Regions from separate parts of the Homo sapiens genome. Here regions 1 and 3 are each linked to region 2. Evidence: chromatin contacts called from ENCODE Hi-C or POLR2A ChIA-PET data. All regions are on one chromosome and are shown on one strand. The core of a region is the stretch at or near the end of the contact, and the rest is flanking DNA. Distances in the headings are between cores, read along the strand shown.

Region 1 (4,806 bases), core at 676-3,175, 330 kb after region 2:
TTTTAGGGTGTTTCATTTTTGGAACACGAATTGCAGATGGGTTCGTGGTTGGCCGAGAGGAGCCAGGCCGAGAAGTTTGGCTATTTTGTCAAAGGCAATGAGAAGCCACTGAAGGTTTTAAGCAGAAAAGAATTACAGATTTGCATTTGAGAAGTATCAGTTTGGAGAATAAATTAGGGAGGCGTAAGATTTGGAGGCACAGAAGCCAGGTGGAAGGCTGTTTTTCAGGCTAGAAAAGTGGTAGTCTGTTGTAGGTTATATGCAATAGATTTGGAGAGAATGGGTTAGATGCAGGGATGTTTATGAAATGGGAATTGACTGGCTTACTCTGGAGGGGATGGGAAGGGAGGCAGAAAGGAGTCACAGATGACATCTTTATTTGTAGATTGGGTTGGAGTAGATGGTGGTGTCAATTAATGAGATAGGAAACCTAGAGAAGGAGTAGTTTATTTATGGGGGAAAAAAGATATGAGGAATTGAACTTGGGACATGCTGATCTGGAGGTGCCTACAAACCATTCAAGAAAAAGTGTCCTACAGACAATTGGAGATGCAAAGCTTGGAGCTAGGGGAGAGGTCTGGGCTAGAAACACAGGCCCATTCCCTCCATGGAGATGGTAACTGACACCATGAGAGTGAAGATTACCCAGGGGTAGGGATGATGAAGACAGAACAGGGTCCGGGAGGGAACGCTGAGGAAGACCAATATGAAGACATGGATGAACAAAGAGGGGACTAGAAAGAAGTCAGCAGGGGGACTGGAAAGAAGTCAGTAGAAAGATGTGTTATCACACAGGTGAGCCTTGAGGACATTACACTAAGTGAAAAGCCAGTCACAAAAGGACAAATACTGTATAAGTCCACTCATAGGAGACATCTAGAATAGTCAAACTCACAGAAAGTAGACACCAGTTGCGGTGGCTCATGCCTGTAATCCCAGCACTTTGGGAGATCAAGGTTGAGAATCACTTGAGGCCAAGAGTTCAAGACCAGCCTAGGCAACATAGTGAGACCCCCATCTCTGCCAAAAAAAAAAAACTAAAAACCTTAGCCAGGTGTAGTAGTGCATGCCTGTAGTCTCAGCTACTCAGGAAGCTGAGGCAGAAGGATTGCTTGAGGCAGGAGGATTGTTCGAGGTTGCAGTGAGCTGTGATCACACCACTGCACTTCAGCATGAGCAACAGAGGGAGACCCAGTCTTGGAAAAAAGAAACAGAAAGTAGAATGGTGGCTGCCAGAGGCAGGGGGCAGCAGGGAATGGGGAATTGTGGTTTAACAGGTATTGAGTTTCAATTTTGCAAGATAAAAAGAGTTCTGGAGACACATGGTGGTGATGGGTTATGGCCACACAGCAGTGGGGATGTACGGAATGCCACTGGTCTGTGCACTTAAAGATGGTTATGATAATAAGTTTTATGTTTTGTGTATTTTACAACCTTTTAAAAATAAAAAGTGTGTGCTATTGTGGGAGCCAAGATAACAGAGCATTTGGGGGGATGCAGTGTAGTCAGGAAGCATGCCAAAAGCCAAGTATGATTAGAACTAAAACATGTTTATTTATTAATACTTTACCAACGTGGTGACCACTAATGTTCTTTTTAAAAGTAGTTTTCTAGGCATGGGGGGCACAGAAGTCAGGTTTCTATGGATTAAAGACTAGAGGGTTTCCAGTCAAGTTGGCCTTGGAAGTTCAGGTCCTCCTCTTTGCTGCAATATAACAAAACATAAAAACATATAAAAACACATGAAAATATAAAAACAAAACAAAAATATAAAAATAGGCCAGTATAAATAGCACATACACACTTGCTGCAATAAAGCCAAGCTACAAAGGGTTTCCTGACTGCTCTTAAATATTCTCAACAGCATTATGGGGCAGTATTTCCTTGTCCTCAATACAAGACCTGGGCCTGTGGTGAAGTCAACTGTGAAAGGGGAGTGAGGGGAAATGAGAGAGGGAGAGGGAGAGGGAGAGAGAGAGAGAGAGAGAGAGAGAGAGGGAGAAATAAGCCAAAATTCTAAAACATACAAAAACAATTAAGAAAGGCATCCAACAAAATCAACAGTCAAAAGATAAATTCATTCTACATGATTGCAGTAATAAAATATTAAACTATTTAATATATATATATATTTAAGATCTACAGAGTAATAAATGAAGAACTTACATACCTAATAGAAATTTTATCAGGCAATAAAGGGAATAATGAAGAGAATTGTGAAAAGAAATAACAAGAAATATTTGAGGAGAAGATGGCTGAGAATGTTCCATCACCACAAATATGTCCTTAGATCAAAAGTATTCTCCCCATGCCAGAAGGTTAAATAAAAATAAAACCACACCTAGAAATAACATAATGAAACAGCTGAATAAAAATTCCAGAGAGAAAATCTTAGAAGCTACCAGAGAGAAATAGCAGTCAGATTAGCTAAAAGGGAATAGGAATTAAACAGCCCCATATATTTCTCATCAGCAATAACAGAAGCTAGAAGACCATGAGGTGGTATCTTCACAGTGTTGAGGGTAATATAAATGATTTTTCAAGTTATTATTCAAGAAGGAAGACAAAACTAAGACAGCAGGAATGCACCAGCCACCAATATTCCCTATTAAAGGAGACACGTCAGCAGAGAATAATGTGAACCCAAAACAACAGTGTGGGACACAACACACAATTGTGTAGACAGACATCAATAAAATAGTTCAGAAAATCATTGTTTTAAAAATTATCTTTCAGGTTTTAAAAAGGTGGAATTAAAACTCTAGAAACAATTACAAATATGTATGAGAAGGTTCACAGCAGTTTTATTCATAGTGGCTAAAACCCAGAAACAAGACAGGTGTAATATTAATAGGTGAATGGAAAAATAACTTGTGATATATTCATACAATAAAATATTACTTAGCAAAAAGTACACAAAAAGACTGATAGGTGAATTAATATGAACAAATTTTGCAGAAATGCTGAATGAAAAAGCCAGACCCAAAAGTGCACATCAATACTCCATTATTTCATTTATACAAAGTTCAAGAACAGACAAAATGAATTCATGGTGTCAACACAGGGGTTATACTTAGAAGGGAAATATTTGTTGGGATGGATTACAGGAAGTCTGTGGAGTAATGTAAATGTTGTATATCCTGGATTACAGGAAATCTGTGGAATAATGTAAATGTTGTATATCCTTTTATTTTTATTTTATTTTTTTCTTTTTGGGAGACAGGGTCTCATTTAGGATGGAGAGCAGTGGCACGATCACAGCTTACTGCAACCTCGATCTCCTGAGTTCAAGCGACTCTCTGGCTTCAGCCTCCCAAGTAGTTGGGACTACAGGCATGCACCACATCATCTGGCTAATTATTATTATTTTTAAATTTTTTGTAGAGACAGGGTCTTGCTATGTTGCCCAGGCTGGCTTCAAACTCTTGGACTCAAGTGATCCTCCCACTTTGGCCTTCCAACTTGCTGGGATTACAGGCGTGCCCAGCCTATACCTTGATTTTTACAATTCATTGAGCTATATGCTGAATATTTATGCGCTTTATTTTATGTAAATTGTAGCTGACTTTTTAAAAAACCTGCCAGCATTATAAAAATTGTGGGAGAAATAATGGGTACAGTCAGTAAAAGTTGTACAATTGATCATTTTAAACTCATGATCCCTAATAACCAAATAGTGGGAAGTAATTATAATGAAAGAGATGATGTAAGGAGCAGAAGAAAATGCAAACAAACAAATAAAACAAACCTTTCACTTTCATTCATATCTTCAGAAGATAAGAAAGGATGTTGTGTATATGAAGCAAGGTCAGGGACGCTAAACATAAGGAACATTTTGAAAACAACAAAAAAAGAATTGTTAGAAATTAAAAATATAATTTTAAAAACTTCAAGCAAAGTATTGGAGAATAAAATAAAAGTCATTTCCTGGAAATCAGAAAAAAAAGGACAAAGACAAAAATAGGGAAAAATGTAACAAAATTAGAGGATCCATTTAAGAGATCTAACATCTGAATTAGGCATTCTTAACCTGGGGTCCCCAGACTCCTAAAAGGTCTGTGGAATGAGTTCGTTCATAAACCCATATGGTAAAATAATACATCTTTATTTTCCCTAACCTCTAACAAATATACAACATTTCCTCTTTTAAATGTCCAGGCAGCCATGTGTGGCAGCTCATGCTTATAATACCAACACTTTGGGAGGCTGAGGTGGAAGGATCCCTTGAGCCCAGGAGTTCAAGACCACCCTGGGCAACATAGCAAGACCTCATCTCTACAAAACATAAAAACATTAGTCAGGCGTGGTGCTGTCCTTGTAGTCCCAGGTACTTGGGAGCCTGAGGCGGAAGGGTCACTTGAGCCCAGGAGTTCAAGGCTGCAGTGAGCTAAAATGCCACCACTGCACTTCAGCCTGGGAGACAGAACAAGACCCTGTCTCTAAACAATAAATAAAAATAAGTAAGCTGGGCGCGGTGGGTCATGCGTGTAATCCCAGCACATTGGGAGGCCAAGGTGTGTAGATCACTTGAGGTCAGAAGTTTGAAACCAGCCTGGCCAACGTGGTGAAACCCCATCTCTACTAAAAATAAGCCAGGTTTGGTGGCATATGCCAGTAATCCCAGCTACTTGGGAGACTGAGGCAGAAGAATCACTTGAACCCGGGGCAGGGGAGGTTGCAGTGAACCGAGATCTCACCATTGCACTCCAGCCTAGGCGACAGAATGAGACTCCATCTTAAAAAACAAAAACAAACAAACAAACAAAACAGTAAGTAAATATGTAAGCAACAAAGCACAACTTTACT
Region 2 (4,731 bases), core at 2,022-4,521:
TGTTCAACCTCATAAACTGCCCTTCATCCTGGCTGATCTTGCTGGCCACTGTCACTGTTAAGTACCCAACCTGCCAACAGCAGAAGCCAACTTTGAGAAACTGACAGGACACGATTCTTTTTTTTCCTTTTTTCTCTATTCTTCTCTTTTTTTTTTTTTTTTTTTTTTGAGACGGAGTCTTGCTCTGTTGCCCAGGGTGGAGTGCAGTGGCGTGATCTTGGCTCACTGCAACCTCTGCCTCCTGTGTTCAAGCAATTCTCCTGCCTCAGCCTCCTGAGTAGCTGGGACTATAGGCGCCCACCACCACACCCAGCTAATATTTGTACTTTTAGTAGAGACAGGATTTCACCATATTGGCCAGGCTGGTCTCTAATTCCTGACCTTGTGATCCCCCCACCTCGGCCTCCCAAAGTGCTGGGATTATAGACGTGAGCCACCGCACCTGGCCAGGACACGATTCTTTAGGGAGACCAGCTGGCCACTTGACGGCAAGTAAATTAGATCAGACTCCTGGAGGAGGCAGTAATATGCCTCCCAGGTATAGACTCAGTCCACACAGGGATGCGCCTTCTCTGCCTGCAGCACCCACATCTATGGACTTACAGAACGCTGCATGTGTCTTTATGGTATTCAGCATCTCTCACCCCAGGACACATTTTCAGTAAAGGAAGTGTGACAGTGAGCTCATACCTATGGAATTCAGTGGTCTAACCATGTTCTTTGTGTTAGATTATTATTTAAAATAATCAGACATGCTTCTGTGAACCCAGAAAATCAGAGACAGGTCTCAGTTAATTTAGAAAGTTTATTTTGCCAAGATTGAGGATGCATCCATGACACCGCCTCAGGAAGTCCTGACGACATGTGCCCAAGGTAGTCGGGCACAGCTTGCTTGTATACATTTTAGGGAGACACGAGACATCAATCAGTAGAAGAATTACATTGGTTAGGTCTGGGAAGGCAGGACAATTTGAAGCAAAGGCAGGAAGACTTGAAGCAGGGAGGGGGTTTCCAGGTCACAGATAAGTGAGACACAAATGGTTGCATTCTTTTGAGTTTCTGATTAGGCTTTCCAAAGGAGGCAAATAAGATGTGCATCTCTCTCAGTGAGCAGAGGGATAACTTTGAATAGAATGAGAGGCAGGTTTGTCTTAAGCAGTTTCCAGCTTGAGTTTTCCTTCGTAAAAAGGAAAATATTTTGGGGGTCCAAGATATTTTCCTTTCACACTCCCTTCTCCCATACAGAAGGAATATACTTCCCTGCTTCATTTCTGCTGGGCTTAGCCATGTGCATTTACTTTGGCCATAGGATATTGGCAGGTGTGATGCAAGCAAAGGTTTACAATGTGTTTGTGCAGTTGGACTTGTGTTCTTGCTTCTGCCATTGTTAGAGAAGCCGAGGCCTAGGAGGGCCAGAGTGACACCATTTTAAGTTGAGCTCCATCTTGAGACTCCTTGCCAGTCACAACCCATGGTCATAAGATGTTTACAGTTGAGAAAACAGCCTAAAGATACCTGCAAGGACACAATCCTGTAACAACAGAAAGACCAGATGTCCCAATACCCGTAATATATGCTTTCAAGATAATTATAGTTATGCTTTAATGTACTTATACACTAAAATGTCAAGGAGAGTTTTCTTTAAATCAATAAAATAATAAATTTTGTCATGCTGTCAGACCACATGCACAAAGACACAGCTTAGTTTAGCCTTTACATAGACAAAACCCCTATATATCAAATTTTTTTTTTTTTCAGACAGAGTCTCGCTCTGTCTCCCAGGCTGGAGTGCAGTGGCGCAATCTCGGCTCACTGCAAGCTCCACCTCCCGGGTTCACCCATTCTCCTGCCTCAGCCTCCCAAGTAGCTGGGACTACAGGCGCCCACCACCACAGCCGGCTAATTTTTTGTATTTTTAGTAAAGATGGGGGTTTCACCGTGTTAGCTAGGATGGTCTCGATCTCCTGACCTTGTGATCTGCCCACCTCGGCTTCCCAAAGTGCTGGGATTAGGCGTGAGCCACCGCGCCCGGCCTATATATGAAAAATTTAAAATGGCCAGGCGCAGTGGCCCAGCACTTTGGGAGGCGAGGCGGGTGGATCATCCTGAGGTCAGGAGTTTGAGACCAGCCTGGCCAACATGCGAAGCCCTGTCTCTACTAAAACTACAAAAATTCACCAGGCGTGGTGGCGGGCGCCTGTAATCCCAGCTACTCAGGAGGCTGAGGCAGGAGAATTGCTTGAACCCAGGAGGCAGAGGTTGCAGTGAACCGAGATTGTGCCATTGCACTCCAGCCTGGGCAATAGAGCAAGAGTCCATCTCAAAAAAAAAAAAAAAAGAAAAAGCTAAAACAAAGACGGGGCATTCCTTTGCTTGCTTCCTAAGGACGCCCTACTCTGTAATGGAGGCGCTTTCAATAAACTCTCACCGTACCCTGCAACTTGTCTTGAATTCCTTCCTGCGTGTAATTCAGGAGGCCTCTCTTGGGGTCTGGATCAAGACCGCTTTTTCTGTGAACAACCACCATGAGAAGAACACGCCCTGACTGACCCACTGGTCCAGGGAAGCTGAGACATGGAGAAGACAGGGACCCAATCTTCAGCTTGGAGACACGTCCAGCTGAACTCAGCCCACATCAGTGACCTGCAGATGCATAAGTGAGAATAAACGATTGTTGGGTTACGCCTCTGAGTTTGGGAGGCATTTTGTTACACCTCTTTAGTGTGGCAATAGTAGACTAATAATACATGCTCTATTATGCAGAAGTGTGTGGCTTAAAATAATAGTTGAATGACCAGGTGCGGTGGCTCAGGCCTGTAATCTCAACATTTTGGGAGGCCATGGTGGGAGGATCACATGAGGCCAGGAGTTCAAGACCAGCCCGGGCAACATAGTGGGACCCCCGTCTCCATAAAATTTTTAAAAAATTAGCCTGGCGTGGTGGGCGCACGCCTGTAGTCCCAGCTACTCGGGACGGCCAGAATGAACGGCATTATCGTCTGTCTCTTCATTCTGATTCTGGCCAGCAAGGGGTGGCCTCCCCCTGCGGTCCTTGCTGTTAGGTCCCTGCGCCCCCTCAGCTTTGCGCTGAAGGTCGCTTTACCGGACCCCACTTCGCCCTACCAGGCGCAGGATGAGCGTCTCTGTTCTTTTAATGTGGCGTCCCCCACAGGCCACCGTACCAGGCCGCCGGTCCGGGGTTAGGGCACTTGACGCCGGCGCCGCCATGTTGTCTCCGGGCCACTTCCGCGTTTCTGGCGCGTGGTCTTGCATTTCCTACTTGGTCCTGTTCGTGGCGCCGCGCCTCCGGGTGTTGGGGAGTCCGGGATGATGGGGAATCCGGGGCTCGCCCTAGTCGCGGGGACACCGCCTTCCAGGAGCTGTCCCCAGGCAAACTCACAGACATCTTCAAAGAGCCTTCTTGGACATTCTGCTTTTTGCTCCTCATAACAGGCTTCGGTAAGAGAACAGGCAAACATCACTGCGGGCGCCTCTAGGGCTCGTTTCCCTGTCCCAGTACCGGGAATCGGGGAGGGGTCCAAGCAGAGTTCACTTAGTTAACAAATCAGTGAAGCAGTTGGAAAATCTCAGTTATATTTTAAATGAGATCGAGGGCGGTGACTCACGCCTGTAATCTCAGCACTTTGGGAGGCCGAAGCGGAGGTGGAGGGTCGCTTGAGGCCAGGAGTTCGAGACCAGCCTGGGCAACGTGGTGAGCCACCCCCGCCCCCGCCCCTCTATAAAAAATACAAGAATTAGCCGGGCTTATTGGCATGGGATTGTGGTCCCAGCTACTTAGGAGGCTGAGGTGGGAGGTCGCTTGAGCCATGGAGGTCGAGGCTGCACTGAGCTGTGATCACGCCACTGCACTCCAGCCTGAGGCTACGGAGAGAGACCCTGTCTCTAATTAATAAATAAATTATAGATAGATGATAGATAGATGCAATAAAAAATAAAATTGGCTTGTAAACGGCAAACTAAAAGTGGAAATTATCATTACAATGAAAATATTAATTTGAGGAACCGAAAACTTAACTTTCCTTTTCCTGTAGTTAAGTTTAAGCACTTAGATTTGCTTCAGTGATTCCCAGGCTTCATGATTGCAAGCTGCTTGCTTGTAAGCACCTTGTCTCTCACTAAAAAAAATTACAGTTATTTTAAAGTCCCGCTGGATGCTCATTCTTTAAGGAGGGTGAACAATGGTAACTCCTGTACCGTTAGAGCTCTGAATGAAGCCAGATACGTTCCATAGATCACAGAACTCATTTTCTGGCTTGGTGAGCCTGGTCAAGTTTCTTAACCTTTCTGAGCCACAGATGTTTCAATTATAAAGTGATAATAACCCTTCACTGGGAAGGTTATTGTGAGGATAATATGAGATCAGCTATACCAAAATATGCCTAACATGTACTTGACATCCAGTAAGCTTTCTGAATTAGGATATAAATGGCATTAATGGTTAATCATTGTTATTCTTTTGTTCCATGATATGCATGAATAACAACTTGAAGCCTTCAAACTGCTGAGAGCTGCTTGGTGGACCTCGTCTCTCAATTTGCCCTTCCCACTAAACCTGTCTTCCCCCAACAGTGGGCTTTCTGGTCAGCATTTCAGAATGTCTCAAACCGTAGGTCCTTCCCACAGCCCCAAATCTCAGCAAATGACCAGTCTCTTGCTTCAAGCTATTAAATGGATGCTGTCTGACAGCCCTCCCTTGAAACCTGCAAACTC
Region 3 (4,179 bases), core at 574-3,073, 380 kb after region 2:
AGAGATTGAAATGAAAACTAAAGAGGATGATCTCAAAGTTGCTAATTTTTCTTCCCTCCCAGGGTCCTTAACACCATTGCAGTTTTGCTAATAACATAAGGATGTAGTAGCATCCTTTGCTAATAACATCATCTTGCATCCTGGATAATCTTGGCCCTATAAGCATCCGGGGGATAAAAACACTTTTCACTGCCCCTGTGGTCAATAGCTTCTGTGCTGTCCACTATAGACCCATGATTATAGCTCCTGGACAATCTCATTGACAGCACTGACCTCAATGGATCTGACTGTTTCCTATTAGTCCTGTGGTACAACAGCTCATTCATTCATTCATTGTGCCAACTATTCAAAGGATGATGAGGGAAGGCTGGAATAGCAGATATGTCTCTGTTCTTCAGGAGTTCACGAGTTCTCTATCCATAAGGATAGGGGGCATGGTTGGGGACCCACTCCTTTCATCATGGGTAAAGATTGGGGACAAACGAGAAAAGAAAACCAGGTTCAAGAAATTCATTAACTGTTTCCATTTATTATATGGATCATTACTACTAAAATAGACTTAGAGCATCAATCCTATCATTTTGCAGATGATGAAACTGAGACTCAGAGAGATGGAGTAATTTGCCCAATATTACACAGCACGTATCTGCAGCCTCCTAATTCAGGACTCCTTCTGCTATAGCAACAGGCTAAGAGAAGCCAATAATTGGCTTATATTTGCCAGCTGTTTTCATCAAAATCTTCCTGGTTACCCAAAGGGAAAAATGGCTTTCTACATTTTGTGGTAGGTCATTCTAGAAAAGAAAGATGCTAATCATCACCAACCATAAAACAAGAAAGTAATAAGCCTTCCAGATTATCTCTTCCAACCATTCTCCTATAGATCTGGACCATGAGGCCTAGAGGGCTGGAGCTTCAGCTCTCAAGGCTATGTGGGAGAGGCAGAGAGATTGGAATCCAGAATCCCAATCCCTGGCAAATGACCACTACCACACTGCTGCATCTCTGAAAAATATATCTTGGTGTTGACCCAAAATATATTTAAAAGCTTTGTCACATTTTTTTAAATGTCTATATGTGTACGCCAATGATTGCACAATCAATGCTGTGCTTTGATCTGTCACACTTTGGTCCTTAGTGCTGGTACATATCTCAATGGTGACAGGAGTGACATTCAAGGAAAAATGACTCAAAGATGCTTTAAAGTTTCCTAAGAAGATGCTCTATATATGAATCCCTTTAGCATTATTTCAGAACTCAAGAACCTTTAGCAGATTTCATATTTAATATAATGTCACCACTAGTTCAAAATCTATATATAATAAGATAGAAAAGGGCACCACTGGTGCTGAAAATGTCACGTTGAAGAGAACAACGAAGAACACACAATCATCTACAGCCTTCTCACTCAGCGCTGTCAGGAACCAACAGCACTGGCACCACCAGGAGCTTGTTGGAAATGCAAAATCTTGGGTTCACCCCAGACCTGCTGAATCAAATCTTTATTTTCACAAGATCCCTGGGGACTTGCATGCAGGTAAGATTTGAGAAGCACAGGTCTAAGGTATTTCTCTATCAATGAACAGAGCAATGGGTAGAGCAGAGGAGAGGCCCAGAAACTCAGAGTTCTGGTGTTCCTTGCATGGCCGTTGAAAACTGTCCCTAACCTCTCTGGGTAGCAGCTTCCTCAAGTATAAACTGAGGCTCTGGTTGAAAAGGCTGTTGTCATAAGCTGCTGACACAGAGCTTTTTTCAGTCCCAATTGTGTAGGACAGCTTGTGTGATGAGAATTGAATGACATGCATATCACACATTTGGTATGCTCAATGAATGCTATTAATAAAATTGTGAATCACAAATGTTACTCCCATTTCCTTCCCAGCTCAGGGAAGAAACGGTATGCATGACATGATGCATTGAATGGGGCAGCCTACATCTACTTTGCCTCCTGAGAATATCCTGAGCATCAGGCCAGTGTTGGCTTCGCCAGGAATCCTAACTCAGGTCTTGAAAGCAAGATTGTTGCTGTTAAAAAGGTGACATGGGATTTTTCTGTTTCCTCATTACATTGCTTTAGTTTCTCCCTGCCTGAAGCTTCTTTAATCTGTAGGCTGTGGGCACCACCTTTAAAGTTTTGACTCACATTATCTATCCCAAAGTAAATAATGACTAAAGTGGTGGCAAAGTCAACACATTCTTTGAAAGACAATGAATCTGGGTGTTGAATGAAATCAGATGCCAGGAATATATACATTGTTGTTACAACGCTATTACACAACAGGCCTTAGAAGAATTCCTTTTCTCCAGGTAAAAACTACCCCCGTACCAGTTACTCTGGGTGAAGAAAGGCGTCTATGTTTGGCAAGGACTAAGGAATATTTGACTTCATGAATCAATAACTATTCTCAAAGCTGCTATTGACCTCTGATCTGCAAATCTGTCAGCAAAGAGAGATTATGGTAACTATACTGCTAGTAAAATGCAAACCTGTTGGTTAAACATTTGCTGAAAGCCCTGCTAGTGACCCCTGTTAAAGTGAACCAAATTTGGCCACGTGTTCTTGCAATGTTCTGGAACATCAGAGAAAAATAACTGCCTGACCCAACACAGCTTAGCTCCTAGAGAGCTAAGAGATTTCTCTGGGCCAGAAGCGTTGGCAGGGATCATTCCTTTCTCAGTCTCTCTCTTCTACCACTGGGCCCGAGTTAGTGGGATCTGTTAGGAGGTTTTTGAATAATAATGACTGTTCTCAATCCTTCTGAAGATTCTCAAAATTAATTTCTTCTCAAGAGTGCTTCTACCCCACACAAAGAAAAGGTGCAAGAATGTTTTTTCTTATTCCTTCATCTCCCTCAATGCCTATCATAGTGTTTGGCACACAATAGGTCTTAAATACTTTAAAAATGAACAAAGTGTTCTTTCCACTGTGCTCCACCTATACATTGTACAACCATCTACTTGAACACTTACCATGCTGAATTTCGTGGTTTATTTATATGGCTATTTCACTTTTTTATTTTTATTTTTTGAAATAGATTCTTGCTCTGTCACCCACACTGGAGTGCAGTGGCACGATTATAGATCACTGTAATTGCAAACTCCTGGGCTTAAGTGATCCTCCCACCTCAGCCTCCCAAAGTGTTGGGATTACAGGTATGAGCCACCATGTCCAGCCAGCTATTAACCTTTCTGTGTTATGTCTTTCAAAAGAAAGATTCTTTGTCCTATTCATCATTGTTTCTCCATCACTTGTTACAGAACCCAAGGGTTATGGGCTTGGTTCATCCTTTCTGAGGAAGTGGGGTAGCAGATGATAGCAAGATAACCCTCGTTTGTAAATACCTTAGTGATGGACTTAACAATCTCTTCTTTAAAAATATAAGTGCAATAAGACCTTGACTAAAAGAGTAAGGTTCAGAATTTCCTCATAAAAGGTTCAGCTACACGTTAAAAGGAGAATTGGATTCCAAAGTTTAAAGTGATTCTATGAAAGCCTTTATTAATATTTTCTGTGTTCACTGAAGGAAAATGAGCAGCTGAGAGCATACTAAATAAGAAGATACCAATGATGCATTACACATCTTTAATTAGTACTAATGCGTGCTATGTAATTAATCCAATTTAGCATCCCTTCTCCACTAGAAACATCTCTCTTCCCTGCAGTCTCCACAGAATGGTATAAATGTGTCCTGATTTACTGCAAATAAGGTGCTTTCACTTCCTCACAGTGGTTCCCTGTCATGCAAATGCTCTCCACTTTCTGTTCTTGTGAGCTGGGGCTGGTCCCCTGGGTAACCTACAGAAGACCCAGACGATTTGGGGTAACTTTGGTTTCCTCTAGTTGGCCTAGCTCAGAAGACATTTCTCAAGTTCCTTTTCCAAGATTACGCAGATTCGACTCCATCCCTGCTAACTTAAAAGTCCAACTACAGAGGCCACCCGTTCCCCACTCGTATCTCAGCTCCTACCTCGTAACAGACACCAGAGTACGCTCCAACTTCTGGCCTCATTTTCCTTCAATATAATTAGCCGCACATAAATGCCCTTCTTTATTTTCTACCACTAGTTCCCATTCTGAGAGTTGTAAATCATCTCAGCTCGAATTGCCCCTCTTTCGTAATATTTCAAGTTGGGCTATTAACCAACCACCATCCCTTATTCTCTAAAACCCAGGCAATA

What was found. Hi-C counts contacts between places; a loop is a spot of excess contacts on that map. ChIA-PET counts read pairs that join two places held with the same protein, here RNA polymerase II (POLR2A). Pooled maps may share reads with other maps.
Region 1: a loop to region 2 is called in a map of MCF 10A, with 7 times the contacts of the local background. The contact joins the promoter of LINC01897 here to the promoter of ATP8B1-AS1 in region 2. A Hi-C loop is called at or near these places in 1 of 168 maps with a recorded cell type or tissue (MCF 10A), 4 of 37 single-sample maps with no recorded cell type and 5 of 50 pooled maps. POLR2A ChIA-PET finds 5 or more read pairs at or near these places in 1 of 52 experiments (MCF 10A).
Region 3: a pooled map shows a loop between it and region 2 (9-fold over the local background). The contact joins the enhancer-like site here to the promoter of ATP8B1-AS1 in region 2. A Hi-C loop is called at or near these places in 1 of 37 single-sample maps with no recorded cell type and 5 of 50 pooled maps. POLR2A ChIA-PET finds 5 or more read pairs at or near these places in 2 of 52 experiments (HEK293 and Panc1).

The regions. Positions count from the first base shown.
Region 1 is chr18:57,959,702-57,964,507 of GRCh38, forward strand. It overlaps LINC01897 (long intergenic non-protein coding RNA 1897), which reads right to left and starts at 1,926. Exons shown (of 2, transcript XR_007066389.1): 1 at 1,801-1,926; 2 at 1,535-1,705.
Region 2 is chr18:57,627,060-57,631,790 of GRCh38, forward strand. It overlaps ATP8B1-AS1 (ATP8B1 antisense RNA 1), which reads left to right and starts at 3,272. Exons shown (of 3, transcript NR_164148.1): 1 at 3,272-3,459. RefSeq lists enhancers at 2,924-2,973, 3,020-3,520, 3,044-3,533.
Region 3 is chr18:58,011,473-58,015,651 of GRCh38, forward strand. No RefSeq gene overlaps it. Among named protein-coding and RNA genes, the nearest start is that of NEDD4L, 31 kb to the right of the region's middle. RefSeq lists an enhancer at 3,793-4,022. Within about 2 kb of position 1,824, at least 4 of the 41 ENCODE cell types and tissues checked have a DNase peak (open chromatin) inside an H3K27ac peak, as active enhancers do.